Linked DNA regions of Mus musculus: region 1 is linked to region 2. A link is a loop called in an ENCODE intact Hi-C map of the cell type or tissue named here. Cell type or tissue: left cerebral cortex. All regions are shown on one strand.

What was found. A loop is a pair of places that touch in the nucleus more often than their neighbours do. Peaks named below come from ENCODE experiments on the same cell type or tissue, not always from the same donor. Only the 100,000 strongest peaks of a DNase experiment are listed, where the experiment ranks them.
Region 1: it touches region 2 in a loop (4-fold over the local background); 11 of 42 quality-filtered maps call a loop at or near these places.

What each region holds. Positions count from the first base shown.
Region 1 is chr5:73,375,609-73,383,608 of GRCm38, forward strand. Gm34583 (a long non-coding RNA gene) reads left to right here. Exons shown (of 8, transcript XR_377017.2): 3 at 894-1,006; 4 at 2,319-2,424; 5 at 2,987-3,111; 6 at 3,956-4,154; 7 at 5,658-5,811. Among named protein-coding and RNA genes, the nearest start is that of Gm34583, 8.7 kb to the left of the region's middle. In left cerebral cortex, CTCF peaks have their summits at 4,518 (motif pointing left), 7,334 (motif pointing left) and 7,600 (motif pointing left); DNase peaks (open chromatin) are centred at 4,513, 4,841, 5,447, 5,700 and 2 more places; H3K4me3 peaks cover 792 bases; H3K27ac peaks cover 881 bases.
Region 2 is chr5:73,110,682-73,118,681 of GRCm38, forward strand. It overlaps Fryl (FRY like transcription coactivator), which reads right to left. Exons shown (of 63, transcript NM_028194.2): 13 at 7,803-7,904; 14 at 2,068-2,171; 15 at 1,682-1,790. Among named protein-coding and RNA genes, the nearest start is that of 1700071G01Rik, 42 kb to the right of the region's middle. In left cerebral cortex, a CTCF peak has its summit at 4,386 (motif pointing right); no DNase peak of the experiment used is centred here.

The DNA.
Region 1 (8,000 bases), 260 kb after region 2:
GCGGGCAGTGTGACCTCGGTGCCTTGGGACTGAGTTGGTGGGCTCGGCTGTCACTCGGCCCTCTTCATTTATTCTGTGTTGTTCGGTGTTTCAAGCAGCCCCGAGGGACATGGACATACTTTTAAACATTAAATGCTGTATTCAGATCTAAAACAACAGCAACAACAGCGACCCACGGGCTGAGGTTGTACATCGGCGGTAGAGGGCTTGCCTGGTGTGCACCAGGTTCTGGGCACCAGGTTTGCTTCCCGGCATCACAAACCAAATAACAACCAAAGGGAACAAAATTGCCAGGCAATCATAAGAGGCCCTTTCCTCTTAAACTGTACTGGAGAAGACACAGGTTAGTTAATTTAGAGGGAAAGCTCGGTAGGTAGGTGGCTAGGCACAGACCCCAGAGTCAGCCTGCCGGTGGCACTTCAGGACCAGTCTTGCCTTAGTGTGATAAATTTTCCACGTCCAGTTCACCCGACGCTGCCATCTGAAGTCTTTTATCTTCAGTGATGCATGAAAAGTTCCAGTTAAAGCGATTTTAGGATTAGGGAGAAAAGTGGAAAAAAACTTACAGGATCAAAGGAGCCCCAGCATGCCAGTGTGGACCTCGTGCTAGGGAAGGCATGCGCTAAGATCCTTTAGGGTGAACCGCTTGGGAGAAGAGGTAGTTAGAAACACCATTCCCCGCCCCCTTCTGTCCTGGGATGGTTGCTTAGCCTAGAAACCATCCTTCCATTGGCTACTGGAGGTCTCCTGTCCTGGTGTGCTTGTTGACTTTCTTAAGCACATGCTTGGTTGCCTCCGGGACAGGAGAGCCAAGAACTAAAGGACAATCATGGGGACAAGAATATTTTACAATACACCCACATGGACTTTTATTTGTTTTAACTTTGAGACAGGGTCTCATGGAATCCAGACTGCCCTCTAACTCCCTCTATGGCCATAGATGACCTCGGCCTCGCCCCTCTCCCGATGCCCAGGACTGAGGATTGGACCTAGGACTTGGAAGCACGTAAGCTAGGCAAATGCTCTACCACTGAGTTATCGTTCCAGCCTGACCTTGAACTTTTGAGTCACTTGCATCCACTTCCTGAGTTCTGGGTTACAGGCATGTGTGACCATGCTGTGCGTTCATTGCTGGGGATGGAACCCAGGGCTTTGTTCAAGCACTCCGCCATCTGAACTACACAGCCCTTAGCTGCCTTTTGTACTTCTTAAATTCCTGCTCAGCCTGGAGTGCCCCCTAACTCTATGAATAGTCTGAGCATTCTGAGCTTGCACATGGATATGCCTGATGATATTGGTAGCCCCGTTCTTCTGCCTTCTTGGACCATATACAAAAATTTCACTATGATTTCCGCCATGTTATTCCAAATTCTCACCAACGTGTCTTTCCACACAGATGGATTGTCACACTTTAATCACTTTCTATTTTGGACTTTTAAACTGCATCTAGTGTTTTTATATGATATTAAAAATGTTAGGAGTGGTTTCCTCATGGATGGAGACATTCTCTTGGTGTAAATTATCATCTTGCACATGGGGTAACTTGCATATTCTTTAGCATTTCATATAGATTACTCTTTATCTCATCAGTTGTGCATTCCTTGAGAAAATAAGCCGTGCTTTTACAAATTCCTAGCTTTATAAAGATCCTGTCACTTTGTGCCAACTCAGAACAGTAACACAAAAGGAACACAGCTCTATTGAGATGCAATTTACACAGTCTAAAATGCACCTTAAAGTATACATCTCTGCTTATTTATTAATTTTTTTTGGGGGGGGAGACAAATTCTCTCTGTATAACCCAGACTGACCTCAGATTCACTAAGCAGCCCAGGTTAGCCTTGATCTCTCTGTGTTCATGTACCTGTGTGTGTGTGTGTGTGTGTGTGTGTGTGTGTGTGTGTGTGCACGTGTGTGTGCGTGTAGACATGTGGTAAGCTACTGCCCATTCCCTAGCACAATCCAAGTCTACTTTTTTTTCTCTCTGCCTATTTTGCTGACTGGAAATAGAATTTCAAGATGGAGGTAACTGTGGCTGGCTTCTTTCATGTAGTGAGAGGTTTCTAGGGGTCCCCACACCGAGATCCATGAGACCTGCGAGCTCATTCCCTTCACTAAAATCCTAGATTGTTCTGTGGTGAGGCTGGCAGGTGCCGTGCTGACCGATTCTTTTGGAAGCGCCCTCCCTGGCCTTGTGGCAAATGCCCACCATCCTGCTCTCCCCTCTCCAGGTTTCAGTATACATCATAACTCTCTCAGCCTTCACCTCTTTCTTCCCCCCACTTCTGGGCTAACTTTAAAAAATAATCTTTTTTTAGCACAGAGCTTTCTTGTCTGCATCTGCTGACTGGCCACAGGGAAACTGACCTTATTCTGGGAACGAAGGTGGAAGGCTTCCTTGGGGAGATGCTATGTGAAGGTCAGGTAAGTGTGTATGTGTGTGTGTGTGTGTGTGTGTGTGTGTGTGTGTGTGTGTATGTGTATACAAGCAAGTACAGAAAACCAGAATATTCTTAAATAACCCCAAAACATAATTTTCTTGGCCACAGAACTTCAAGATGGCCCATGGGATACAAAGGTGGCTCTTCAGCCATTTATGGTCTAAGACAGAATGGTACCACTCTCAAGTAGTACTTCTTTACAATTGAGCACAGACTGACATTCCTTCAAGATAGCAAACCCACAATTAACCCCCCCCCCCTTCATGCTTTGCACAGGGTCTGCCTTGTTGTCCTTTAGGACCACCTTAAAAAAAAACTGTACCTAAGAGGTCAAGGAAAGCTGTATGAGGGATAGAGTCAAGAAGGCTTCATGAGAAATGTTATCTGTGCTACAACTCAGGCACAGGCTGGAAGAGAATTCTAGAAAGGAGAGTGTGCAGACATCCAACTGTGTGAGAAATGGGGCAGCAATTTTGAGTATGGCGAACACCCAAACAGGAAAGGGGCATTGAGAAGGGCTGTGTCAGGTTCTCTGCTTTCCCCAGTAGGAAGAGGCGATGTCTTCAAGCAATGAAGGAGAAGGTGGACTCTGGGTCCAGGAAGGCTGCAGAACTGTAGACAAAGGCTCAGAAGCTCAAGCAGACATGTGACATGAGAACTCAGGTCACTGGTGGGTCATACAAATGGAGCTATGAGTAAATATTATAACATCTAGTATTTCCATTAGTTTCTTAAACATTCTGGGAAGCACAACACTTTTTGTGACTCATAGTCTACTAAATATTAGAAGACAGCATACATAAATTCATCATTTAGTCAACATGTACTTGTTATTATTTTATTTCATGTGTTTTGGTGTTTTGTCTACATGTATATGTGTGCCCTGAGTGAGTGCCTGGTGCCCTCAGAGACCAGAAGAGGGCATCCATTTCCCTGGAACTGGAATTAAAGATAGTTGTAAGGCACTATGTGGGTGCTGGAAGTTAAACTCAGGTCATCTTGAAGAGTAGTCACTGCTTTTAACCACTGAGCCATCTCTCCAACCCCTAGTCAACAAGTATTAAATGTTGCTTTAGGCTTTGGTAACACAGCAGTAAGTCAGACATGATGTCAGACTTTTGGACATTTGCATTGTAGTAAGGGGAGACAAAGAGGAAAAAAGTAACAGGAATGAATGCTTCAAGAGAAACGAGCAAGGCTAACCACCTTAGTTTAAAACTTCGTTAAAATAATGAACAAGCCAAGACAATGGCCACTTCCTAGTGAGCTACTTCACCAACTGGTCTCCTTACAAATGTTACAAAATGTAAGACTGGGCTTCAAAGCTGCCTTCTCTACAAGAGAATGGGCTTAAAAGGTTTTATTGTATCAGGGTAAGCAATTATTCAGTTCAATATGAAAATGCCCAGGATACTTCAACACAATGCATATTGACACTTAATTTCCAGGGACTACACTAAGAGTCCGAGAGCCTCGGCATCAGTAGGTAAACACAGTTGTTGTTTTCTCTTCAGTGGATCTATGCACAGAATGAGATGCCTAAGATGCAAAGATACAGAAGACACCACCATCCGGCTCTCTCTTCCTTTGACAGAATCTCTCTGTGTAGCCCAGGCTAGCATGAAGCTCCCGATCCACTGCTTCAGCCTCCTAACTACTTTGTCTACTTTGACAATGTTCCACTCCACAAGAGAAAACAAATTCAGAACAAAGGTAAGAAATGATGGTTCTGGTTCTGAGTACTGAGTGCCAAGTACTGAGTGCTGAGTACCCAGAGTGTTGCTTTGCTGAAGTCGAGGGGCCACATTTAAAAAGTAAGGGGAAGTAAGCGCACAGAAGGAACTGATATTTATTGGGAGCAGTGCTCCCTGCATTGGCAGAGATGCTCCATAAATATTCGTTCGATCACTTGTCATCCTTCAGGAAAGGATGTTGTAGCTATTTCACAGGTCAAAGAAGCAAGGCACAGGGAGATTAAATAGTTTTGGGCAGAGTAAGCTACAGATCCACAGGCCCAGTCACTAAGAGGCTCACAGTCTCTCCACTGTCTAGCTGTGGATAAGAGTGCCCCCGTGTGGCCAAAATTTTCAGTCTGAGCAAAGGAACAGAGTGGGCATGTATAGGCAGAGATGAATTTAGGAGCAATAAGGGCTTAGGAGTTCTTAAACTATATCATTGCCAGAACATGGTACACACCCAGAGAATCCACCTACTATCTTAGAGTCAGGGACTGACATCTCTGTCCTGGTTTTAGGAAGAAAAGTGTGATGGGGAGGAAGTTGGGGGTAGGTGGGGTAGTGGGGAGAAAAGGCTGGAAGACCATAAAAGGTATTGCTGTGTGCTAATATAGAGGACCGTGAGGCTGACGTAGGAGACTGGCGGTGGATGCAAGCCAACAGGGTAAGATTGGGGAAGGTGGAAGAAATGTCTCCACCCCTTGCTGATCTCACAGTTGCTGGGTATAGATGATGCAGCTTTGGGGCATGGCATTGCCATCACCAAGACGGGCAAATCACAAAGGGAACGCAGTGAGTGAGTAGAAGAGATTTTGGACTTAGTGGGTGAGGACATCCAAGAGAGCAAGGTACATGACGACGTGCAGGAAAGATGAGCCAAGTAAAGAAGAGACTAGAACAACGCTGTGCTAGACTTTCCAGGCTCTGGGGACAGCTGAGGCTAGAACGATGAGAAAGAGAGAGGAGTGAGCCAGAAGAGGAGAGAGACAAGGGGAAGGGGAGTCTGCCGAGGAAGGATGAAGACAGAGGGAAGCATAGTTGGGAAGGAGAAGCGCTATAAAACCCAGGTAAGAGGGATGAGGCCTAAAGAGGAGGAGGTGGCTAATGGGTTACTCCTGGGAGCCTCCCTGAGACAGGCTTCCTGCAGGGCGGAAGCCGCAGCAAGATCTGAGGATGGGTGATTGGTGGGCGGGAATGAAGGTACTCTCTGTTCTCAGAGAGCTAGACAAGCAGAGGCTAACACAAGGAACAAGTGCCAAGAACCCTCAGTGGTCCAACACCGGCTGCTGTCCCGATCCATTGCTAGAACGGGGAGAAGAGAGTTCTTTCTCTTTCCTCTGGGGCAGTGTAGCATTCCCAATGGGTGGGGCCAGGGGAAACAGTCCCATCTTCTCCCACTGCTTAAAGACTAGACTGTCGCAAAGCTTGTGTTCTTGTGACAGCCTACTGATTATTCTAGAGTGATGCCCTCTCTTGACAGGAGCAAAGCAGACTGGGCTTGTAGCAGAAGGCAGAATAGCTTGGCAGCTATGTGACAGACATGATGCTGAGCTTGGCTACGTCACTGACACCGTGACTTCAGGTTTCCAGCCCTGTGACAGACATCTAAAATAAACAGCATGCATAGAGGAAAGGTCTAATTTTGTTTATTTTGCTTGTTTGCTTGTTTCAGTCCATGATTGGTTTGTCTAGTCTGGTGTGTGCGTGCGAGTGTGGGTACTCACATGTCTGTCTGTCTGTCTGACTGTGGGTTTGGGTGTCTGTACCTTCCTTTCCACCTTATTTTCGGAAACAAGGCTTTTCAGTGACTCCGAAGCCTCAGGATCTTCTCATTCCGGCTTCCCAGTACCAGGATTATAAGCAGTCAGTACTCTGCCTCCCTTTCTTGTTGAATGTGAACTCTGGTCCTCACATTTCCATGCGATCACCTTACTGATCGATGTCACCAGCTCACCAGCCCAAGCCTGTTGATTCTGAGCTTCTGATGAGGCGGTGTGCTCTGGCAGAAGAGATGGGAGCAGAGGGAAGGGAGATGGCAGAGCGAAACTGCTCACCTCATTGTTAGGGCAGAGAAAGAAGGCTGGGGAAGAGGGAGGGAGGGAAAGGAAGAGGGAGAGGGAGAAGGGGAGGGAGGGAGGGAGGGAGGGAGAGAGAGAGAGAGAGAGAGAGAGAGAGAGAGAGAGAGAGAGAGAGAGACACCCTCCCCACGCCCTTAAACAGCACACACCAGCAACCTAATTTCCTCTCATCAGACTCCAGTTTCCCACCTCCCAGCAGTGCCATGAGTGGCTTTTTACCATGCTGACCTTTGAGGGACATTTAGGATCTGCACAATACCAGTAAGTTGCATAATAGCTGTGACCCAGTTTCTTTATCTGCACACAGGAAATAGCATCACTTGACATCATAACTGGAATGCGGGACCCAGGCCGCACAGAGCCAGCCCCGGGGACACACTGGCTCTCATTATTGGTCCTGTGCCCTTTCTGTGTCCTAGGGATACAGAACCTGGGGTGCTACCTTCACATTGCCATTACACAGTCACGCTTGTCGTGGTTTTGGCTTTTAGTTTGGTTATGTGTCAGAGCCGGCGAATGAGTGTTTGCCTTGAAGTTTCGAAGCTCTCCTTAGATGCAAGCATCATGACCTCTCTATAAGAAGGGAAGCTGTATAACAGGGAAGAGTATTCATCTTAGAGTCCCTTCTAATGTCACACAACTCCAAAGCATGCACACTGGTAATAGGTTGCTGGTTACAACATGAGACAGGATTGGTATGCTATTTCATGAACACAGCAACTTAACTGTACGAAATAGTTACACGTATGGTTTGCATCTTTCCCAAAACACATCCAAAGCCAAAAATGAAACATTTGGTGCAAGGAAGTATTAAAAATGAAATTTCACTGGGCATAGTAGTGCATACCTTTAATCTTAGCACTTGGGAGGCAGGGGCAGGAAGATCTTTGTGAGTTCAAGACCAGCCTGGTCTACATAGTGAGTTCTAGAACAACCAGAATTACATAGAAGAAACCCTGTCTCAAAAATGTATACATACTTTTGTACATCCATCTTTCACCTTGATGTCTTCCATTATAAATGCTGTTATTTGGAATTGCTATACAACACTGCCACCTGGTGGCAAGCGTTGAGTATAGCTTAGACCCCAGAGACCACAGTAATCTCATCTTACTAATAAGGAGGTACAAGACTATTGACTGATACTTCTGGGCAGGCTTTATGGAACTTGTGGCTTACTCAGTTATAAGGACTCTCTTTAAAATTAAACACACACACACACACACACACACACACACACACACACACACACACACACACACACACACACACATTCATACATTGGAAAACACAAAACCACTGTGAAGATCTGGAGAAATGAGTTCTCAGAATCTGTGTTGGGCAGCTTCTAATTACCTGTAACTGCAACTTCAGGAGATGCGATGGTGCCCTCTGCTGGTACTCACTCATATGCATACAATTAAAAATAAGAGAAATCTTCAAAAAGCCATTCGGCAATATTTTTTATCAGCAAGAATAAGAACTCAGTCAATTTAGACTTTCTTCTGTCCTGGTTCATCAACACTTCTTTGCCATTTAGAGTTGAAAAGAGTCTCTTCTCCCAGATTAATAGTTCATTGACAGCATGTCTAGTTGGAGGTGTGTGGTCACATTTGGGGACATGGCAATCATCCTTGTAAGACTCCAAGATTCACCTGGTCTCCCTGTGCAGTAACTAAGCCTCAACACTGAGCCAGCTGAATTTGTCAGCCAGTCCATGACAATGTGTCTCTTGTGGTAAAATT
Region 2 (8,000 bases):
TGCGACCTAACAGCATTGCTTTCCGAAACAGGACCAAAACTCAACTCGCTTCGTTAATCTTTTTCGTCATTACACTTGGTAATTACCATTTCTTCTAGGCTCCAATCAGAGATGTTCACCCACTTTAGTTAAATGTCGCCCCCCTTTTTTTCCATTGTAAAAGGATAATTTGACCATGGATCAACTAAACTGTCTAGCTTCGGTTCAAAAGGAATATAAAGAATCTCCTGGGACCAGCGTGTCCCTGAGCGGAGGAGGGAATGTCCACTTATTTCACAGGACTGATGCTCCACAGGGAAATGTGACTGAGACCTGGCAGTGGCTCACACAGAATCCACCTAACACCCTCGTAGTAAACTTTCCGTTCTGCAGAGGCTAGGCAGAGGATGGAAGCCTTAACAAGTAGTGGACTCGGGAGAACCGGGGTGGAGAGGAGGAGGTCGCCACCTCTGACATGGGGTGGGGGGTGGGGAGCCACAGCAGAAGCAGTAGGGCCCTCAAGCATCCTCATGGAGGAGGGCTCTTATTCCACAGCTCGTCAGTTCCCACGGAGGCAGCTTCCCCTCTCTATCCCTTAAAAGATCTCTTTGATTCAGCCACAGTAGATTCTAGCATCTGAACTCTCGAATCCAGACTGTAAGCTGTGGAGAAGGCTCGGTGCTTGCTGCGCAAGCATGAGTTAAGAGCCGCAGGACCTTATAGAAAGGGAGGGCTCCACAGGCTCACTGGCCAGCCACTGTAGCCAATCAGATGGCTTTGGGGTCAAGAGGCCCTCCCTGCCTCAAAACCTCAGGCAGAAAGAGCCAGTGAGAGGGGTTCGGAGGTGAAGGTGCTGTGCTGATCAGTTTTTGAGTCAACTTGACATGTGTTGGAGTCATTTTAGAAGAGGGAACCTTGGTTGAGAGCCCCCCTCAGATTAGTCTGTAGGCAAGCCTGTGGTGCATTCTCTTGATTGATGACAGATGTGCAAGCACCCAACTCCCTGTGAGCGGTACCACCCAGCACCACCTCTGGCCTGGTATTCCCGGGTGCTATAAGAAAGCAGGTCTTCTGCTATAAGAAGCCAGTCTTCTGCAGCAGTTTCTGTCTCCAGGTTGATACCCTGAGCTCCTGCGCCCTAACTTTCTTTGCTAACAGATGGGGAACTGAACATTGTAGATTAAAATAAGCCCTTTCTTCCCAACAGTGATTTTGGTCAGTGGCATTTTAGCATAGCAATTGAAACTTACTAAGAAAAGTGCTTGTTCCCACAACAATGCACACATGTACACACACACGCACACACCATAAAGTTTCAAATACAAAAGTTGAGAGCAATATTATAGGATACCTGATGTTGATCTCTGGTTTTCATGCACACACAAGTATACACAGCACACACATAAGATTACCAAAGATTTTTATTAGAGCTATGACATAGTTCCTCAACTCACCCTCAGTTAAATGTGCGCCCACCTATGAGGTTCCTTCCATCTTTTGTCACACACATAACACACATCACACACACACACACACACAAACACGGTCATTAGCATCCTATATTATTAAAAACATTCTAAGCATACCTTTTCACTCTTCAATAGTATTAATCTTTTGACAGCACACCTCTGAAAACCCCCATTATGATAAATGGCTGTTGCTGGCAGCCGGGGCGAGGGGGCCAGGGAGGAGGCGCACCCACCTGAGCAATGAACTGGATGATCTTCACAAATATATTGAGAGGGGTGTCACGGGGGACCACACTGCGGGAGCCCTTTGGGAAAAGAGCAGACACTATGCTCATCAGGCGACTGCGGACAGAAGAGACACTTAATGACCATGAGATCAGAAGGACAAGGTCACCCTCCTGCTCCTTATGTCATGGGAGTGCAGCTCCCTCTCCACAAAGCGTTGGTAATTGCCACCCGGATGACTGTCACAGGCTTTTCCTTATTTCTTTTGGAACTGAGGCTAGCGCTCGGGGCCCTGCACGTGCTAAGCACACACTTCATCCCGGAGCCAGATCCTACCGGCCAAGGTTTCATTTCAGATGTAAGGTAAGACCCAGCACTTTGAGCCAGCACTCACCTTTGCGTTACAGTATTGCTCTCACACTTTATCCTAATTACATAAACCCACAACAGCCTATACAAAGACTCCAGTGCAACTCGAGACATTTTAGGGTCTTTATTCTGTGCAGAAACAAAAGAGAACAAGAATAAATATATTAAAAACACTGGTAAACATTTGAGATCAAACACATTCTCTCATGACAACTAACTCGCCCCCCACCCCATCCCTGTTCTGTTCAGTCTAAGAAGTTTAAATAAGTCGGCCTGCATTTAGTATTCCCAAGTATAGACAGCTCAGAGGTGGCCATCGATAAAGCAGCCGAGCTTTAGGCTCTAAAATAAGAGAGAATATTAGGATCCTACCAACATTTCAGAGAATTTCAGAATGATACACACAGCATCGAACTACCTGATAAGTGGTTTATACCACAATACTGACACAATCAATGGGCCACTCCCCTTTAATTCATTTGCAGCCCGTAGGCAGATCAAGTTTGAAATACCAAATCGTGTTGGTCACATGACTCTGTGAAATACTACTAGACACCAGTGAGCACATTTCTGTGAGAGAAGAGAGACCTTGGGAGCCCAAGTATGAAATCAGAAACCCAGGACCAAACCCAAGCCCTGGATGTCCTTTCATCACTTCCTGTGTTCTGTGATGGCCTGTCTTTGTCAGGAGGGAAGAGGGTACCTACCTCACAGGTCAAAAGGTCACAGTCTACAAGACATTGGGTGTCCACTCAGCATTAAGTGGACTAGTCCTAACTTTTATGTAGAAGCAGGACATTACTTAAATTACTTTATGATTTACAGTGAGAAAACCCTTTGATTTCAGCCTGTTGTATTGGTGAATGCTCTCGTCACTCTAGCTGTTGTAGAGACTGCAGTCATGCAATGAGATAGTGTAAACTTTGAAAATTATATCTGCTGTTTGACTGCTAAAAAAAAATCTGTATTTTAAAATATTCATTCGAGAAGATTTCCATCTTGTTAAGCAATTCCATATAGCAACTAACAAAAAATTCTTTAAGACAGGGTCTCACTACATAGCCCTGCCTGCCTGTCTTCAAACTAGCAACGTAGACCAGGCTGGCTACAAACTAGCAATGTAGACCAGGTTGGCCTCAAACTCACAGAGATCTCCTTGCCTCTGTCTCCCAAGCATGGGGATTAAAGGTGTAGGAAGCCATGTCTAGCAAGAATTCTTAAAAATGCTGTGTTTACTTTAGCAGTTCTATGTTGTTTTAAGGTTTAGAATAGCAGACATCTACTACAAATAGTTTAAAGCAAAAGGATGGAGGATGTTTGAGAAACACTAGACGTCACACAAGGTTGTGCACATAACAACTGGGCAGAATTGAGACTGGAAAATCCAAACACCCTCAATAGCTCTCAATCGCAATTCCTTGTTCCATGGCAGGATCCAAGTTGACCCCAAATGTCAACCTCACCCCCACCCCTACCCCCCAGGGTGGTCTTCTGTTTGCTACTAAAGCAATGAAAGTTACAAGTGAAACAGAAAGACAGGGAGGGAGGGAGAGAGGAAGGGAGGGAGGGAGGGAGGGAGGGAGGGAGGGAGAGAGAGAGAGAGAGAGAGAGAGAGAGAGAGAGAGCATGTGTGTGTGTGCGCGTGTGCGTGTGTGTATTCACGAGCACAGAGGACATTTCCAGCCCTGAGAGCCCTCTGGAGGGCGTCGTGGTGATCAACTCAGCCACACACACTTGCGGGAGCCCTCAGAAAGCAGAGCACTACCTAAATCACAACAGCTTGTCCATGGTGGAGGGAGGAGAGAGGAGGAGGGCAGGGGGAGGGGAGATAGAAAGGCATCGACTAACTCACCCTGCTGTGTGAAGTTAGAACAATAGAAATAGCCTACATTGATCTAGGCCTTAAACAAAGATGTGTATGTAATTCTCTAGGTAAAATTCGTACAAATCAGAGTCATCCGATTGTTACATAGAAATCTAAGGACTTTAGTATTCTACAAAGTCCCGACACGACAGTTAGGTATGACCCCCTACAGCAACCATTTTGTTATGAACATTCTCTTTTTTCTAATGTGAACTTAAAAAAATAAAATAAAACTGCTTTGTAGAAAACCCAAACCAATAGGGACAAAGGTTCAAAAACTCCCCCATCAAAACCATGTTGGAAGCCCAAGCTATCAGCTCCTTAATTTCACTGGAACATTTTTTAACACCTTCCTTTAGAATATAGTTGGATAGCGTAACTTAAACAAAGGAGTAAAATTGTAAACACTGTGAACAGTCAGCCTCTGTCACCCACATCATGTAAGTCCATCTTCTTGGGGCTGCAGTAACAGCCAACCTCCTGAAGGGGGCACCCTCTCTGGGCTAACTCTTCCACATACAGTAAAAGCAGGTTGAGGTAAATACTTCAGACATGCAATGCAACAATGGGTAAAAGGGGGAAAAACAAAAACAAAACAAAACAAAAAAAAATGTCGCGCTTAAAGAAAAGAAAGCAATACTTTCCTTGGTGACGCCAACACAACTCACCTGCAGGGTTTCTATTTGTTTTCTGATACTGTTGTTAGATGGTATCTGAATAAAGCAACGTGAGACAGCAAACATAAACATGAGATGCGGCACATGCGTGTTAGATGAAAATAAGCACAAAACACGGCAGCTCCTCACCAAGGCCTCTATTTAGAAGAAATCTGACATTTCCGAGGCAGTGGCCAGAAATGCTAAGGAAACAAAACAAAACAAAACAACAAAACAAAACAAAACAAAACAAAAACCAATCCCAAAGTTTGGGGATCCTGCAGCCTGTGACACTCGAGCTAGGAGAGAACTAACATGTCTCATTACCTCATTTTCCTCCCAATATTACATTCAAATGAGGGAAACTATGGATAGATGATGGCGGGCCAGTCCCCAGGTTATTTTTCCATGGTCCCAGCTCCATTCCTCTGACTCTTAGCAATTCTTCAGAAACTTTAAAATTGGTATTCGTAAACCAATTGAACCGAAGTGGATTAATGATAAAAAGAGTGGAAATTTACCATATTTCCGTTAAGAGTACAAAGATTTAAAAATTAACTGTTCAGTGCTCTCACACTCGAGCAGATAGCAACGAAGCCTATTTTATTATGACAGCCAAGTTAAAGATGTGGCATACTGGCTTTATAAGTGTTCTTAGAGTGTGTCTGTGTGTGAGACGACTGTGTGTGTGTGTGTGTGTGTGTGTATGTCTGTGTGTAGGCTTGAGGCTGACTCCTGGAGTCTTCCCCCACTACTTTCCACATTACCCAGCTGACAAGCAGTCTCTCTCAGTTGGACTGAAGCTGCTGTTCTAGTCTAGGTGGCCAGTCTGTCCTGCGGATCAATCCCGGCTCCACCTTCCAAGTGCTGGATGATAGGGAGGCTGCAATGCCCACACAGCACCTATATGGGTCCTAGAAATCCTAATTCTGGCCGCCACTACCCTGAGCTGTCTCCTCGGCCTGGTAGGGTCATTTTTTTTTAAGCTGTATATATAATAGTTGTAAGTGCCTAGAAAATTCACTATACTTATTCATATAACTCTAGAGCATAAAAATCTTAATATCCAGGAACTATAGCCAAGTTTTTCTTAAAACAATGGAGCATTGCTTTCTGAACATTCTAGGAGAGTATGGCCGACCGGAAGGCACGGCCGTCATAAAACGGGGTGACTGTCGATGCAGACCTATGTCTATCACTACTGGCTACCTACACGCAGACCATTTATCCTCTTTCTGCCTCAGCTACAGGGAAAATGTCAATGTTGAGCCCATCCAGCATCCAGTAGACATTGGAAAACTGAATCCCAGGAAGAAGTGGTGGCAATTAAGTGAAAACGCTTTTAGGTGGATTTATTAAAAAAAAAAAAAATCAATAGATTCACTTGAATCAAGTAATTGATTAGAAATGGCCTTTCATTAAATTTTCCAACAAGTAGGAGAAATAAAAATACAACCTGCTATTATATATAACTAGCACAACATTTCTTAGAATGTTTAAATCTCTTTTCATAAGTAAGCAGGACAGCCACATGATCGGAAGCTTAACAAGCAGGAGCCAAGTTGCACAATTTCTGCTGAATAGAGCCTTAATGTAAGTTCAGGGTTAATGGCCAAGACAACAGAAATCCAAATACCCGTGCTATGCTGGGTGGGCCTTATCTCCTTTAGCCTGGCAAGATTGATGCAGCCATTCACTCAAATGGACAATATGCCAGAAATACTTAACAGGAGGTAAGGGCTCAAAGAAAACAGCACTTTAAATGGAAGCCTCAAGACAAATAAATAAACAAATAAACAAACAAACAAATAAACAAATAAATAAATAAATAAATAAATGAAATGGGGGGAGGGGTTAAGGTACCGGGAAAGCATTGTAAGTATGTTAGGTGGAAATGAAGATATAAAGAAACTCCAACAAAGCAACAGAGAGGTATGAACTGTCATGCCCAGAAACATTAAATGCACATCTTAAAAAACATTCCAGAAAAAAGAAAATGGACTCAGGGAAGGCACACTCCCTTTAGCGCCTGTATCGGAGTGACTCCATCAAAATGAGGACAGAAACAGTTACCATGTAAATGCCTGGTGGTGTTTCTTTCCTGGTTGTGAGACAAGAAATGTTTAACCAACTTAACCTAGTCTTGGAGGTTTTCATAACCAAAGAGGGTATCTCAAGTCTTATCTAAGAAGGGACAATATAAATGAATATAAGTATAAAAGTAAAATCAGACAAAAGCGCTTTTGGAAGACTTACAGCTTCCATATACCTTACTAGGAAGTCAAAGCAGGTTTGAAGATAATATTTTAAATCATGAAGATATTAAAGATTATATCCAGAGGACTATTCCTGAAGGATAAACGAGTCAGTCCTGTTGTTCACAATACTCTGAGTCACACAGCCTGAGACCATCATTTAACCTGGCTGTGCCTTGGCTTTCCTACAGTCAAAACATCAGGCTTTCAGTCTCCAAGGTAACTCAGACAAAGAACAGGAAGGGAATTGTCAATCGATCACACTTCTCTGGCTTGTAATCCAGAATCCGATGGACTCCGCGAACCCTGTATTCGTGGGACATGCAGAAGAGGCACTGGGAACCAAGTCCCACCCTAAGTGTTAGCTGCTGATTGTGTTCGTTCATAGCCAAAGAGGAAATGAGGCCCAGGAGAGCAGAGCAGCCTGGGGAGAAAACAGTTTCTCATGCCTGTGTTGGTGACACTCAGAAAGGACAAGTGTGGTCGTGCCAGAGGGTGGGAGTAACAAGTACCCCTCCGGTGACACGACAGCTTAAGGTGCTCACAAGCTGGGGATCTGGTGCCCAGGGTTCAGATCCGGCTGTGCACACTCACTGTGGAGCATCTAGTGACAATTTACTATCAAAGCTTTTGATATTACTCAGGCTTGAGCCAACATTACGGAACTTTCTTAGAACAACAAACAAAATACCTACATGAAGGGTTTTATGAGACTAAGTAATAGTTTATTCATAGTTCTTGATAATTGTAAAAGTAAATATCACCATATCTAAGATGATATGATGGCTCTTGAAATACATATTTCTGCATTTAATACAAACTAAAATGTTCAAGTAAAGGTTTATTATTTCCAACACATGATTCCTTACAGAGACTATCACAAATGCACCAAGAGTAATCAAAGCTGTGCTATTTACCGTTCTGTGGACACAGAGAAATGAACACATCACAGTATCCACGGGTCAGAGATGTAACAGTGTCTTACCTTTAAATGTGACAAACAGTTTTGTAGGAAAATATGCCAGTTATTTAAAAAAAACTGTTTCTGACTGACACATAAAAGACAGGTAATTAGTGGGTACAAAGCCTGCCAGAGAGAGAAAAAAAGAGAATTAACACTCTTTACGGCAAGGTGCGGGACTCCTGGATGGTGGCTTCGTTTGTGCTACTAAAGAAAAAAAAA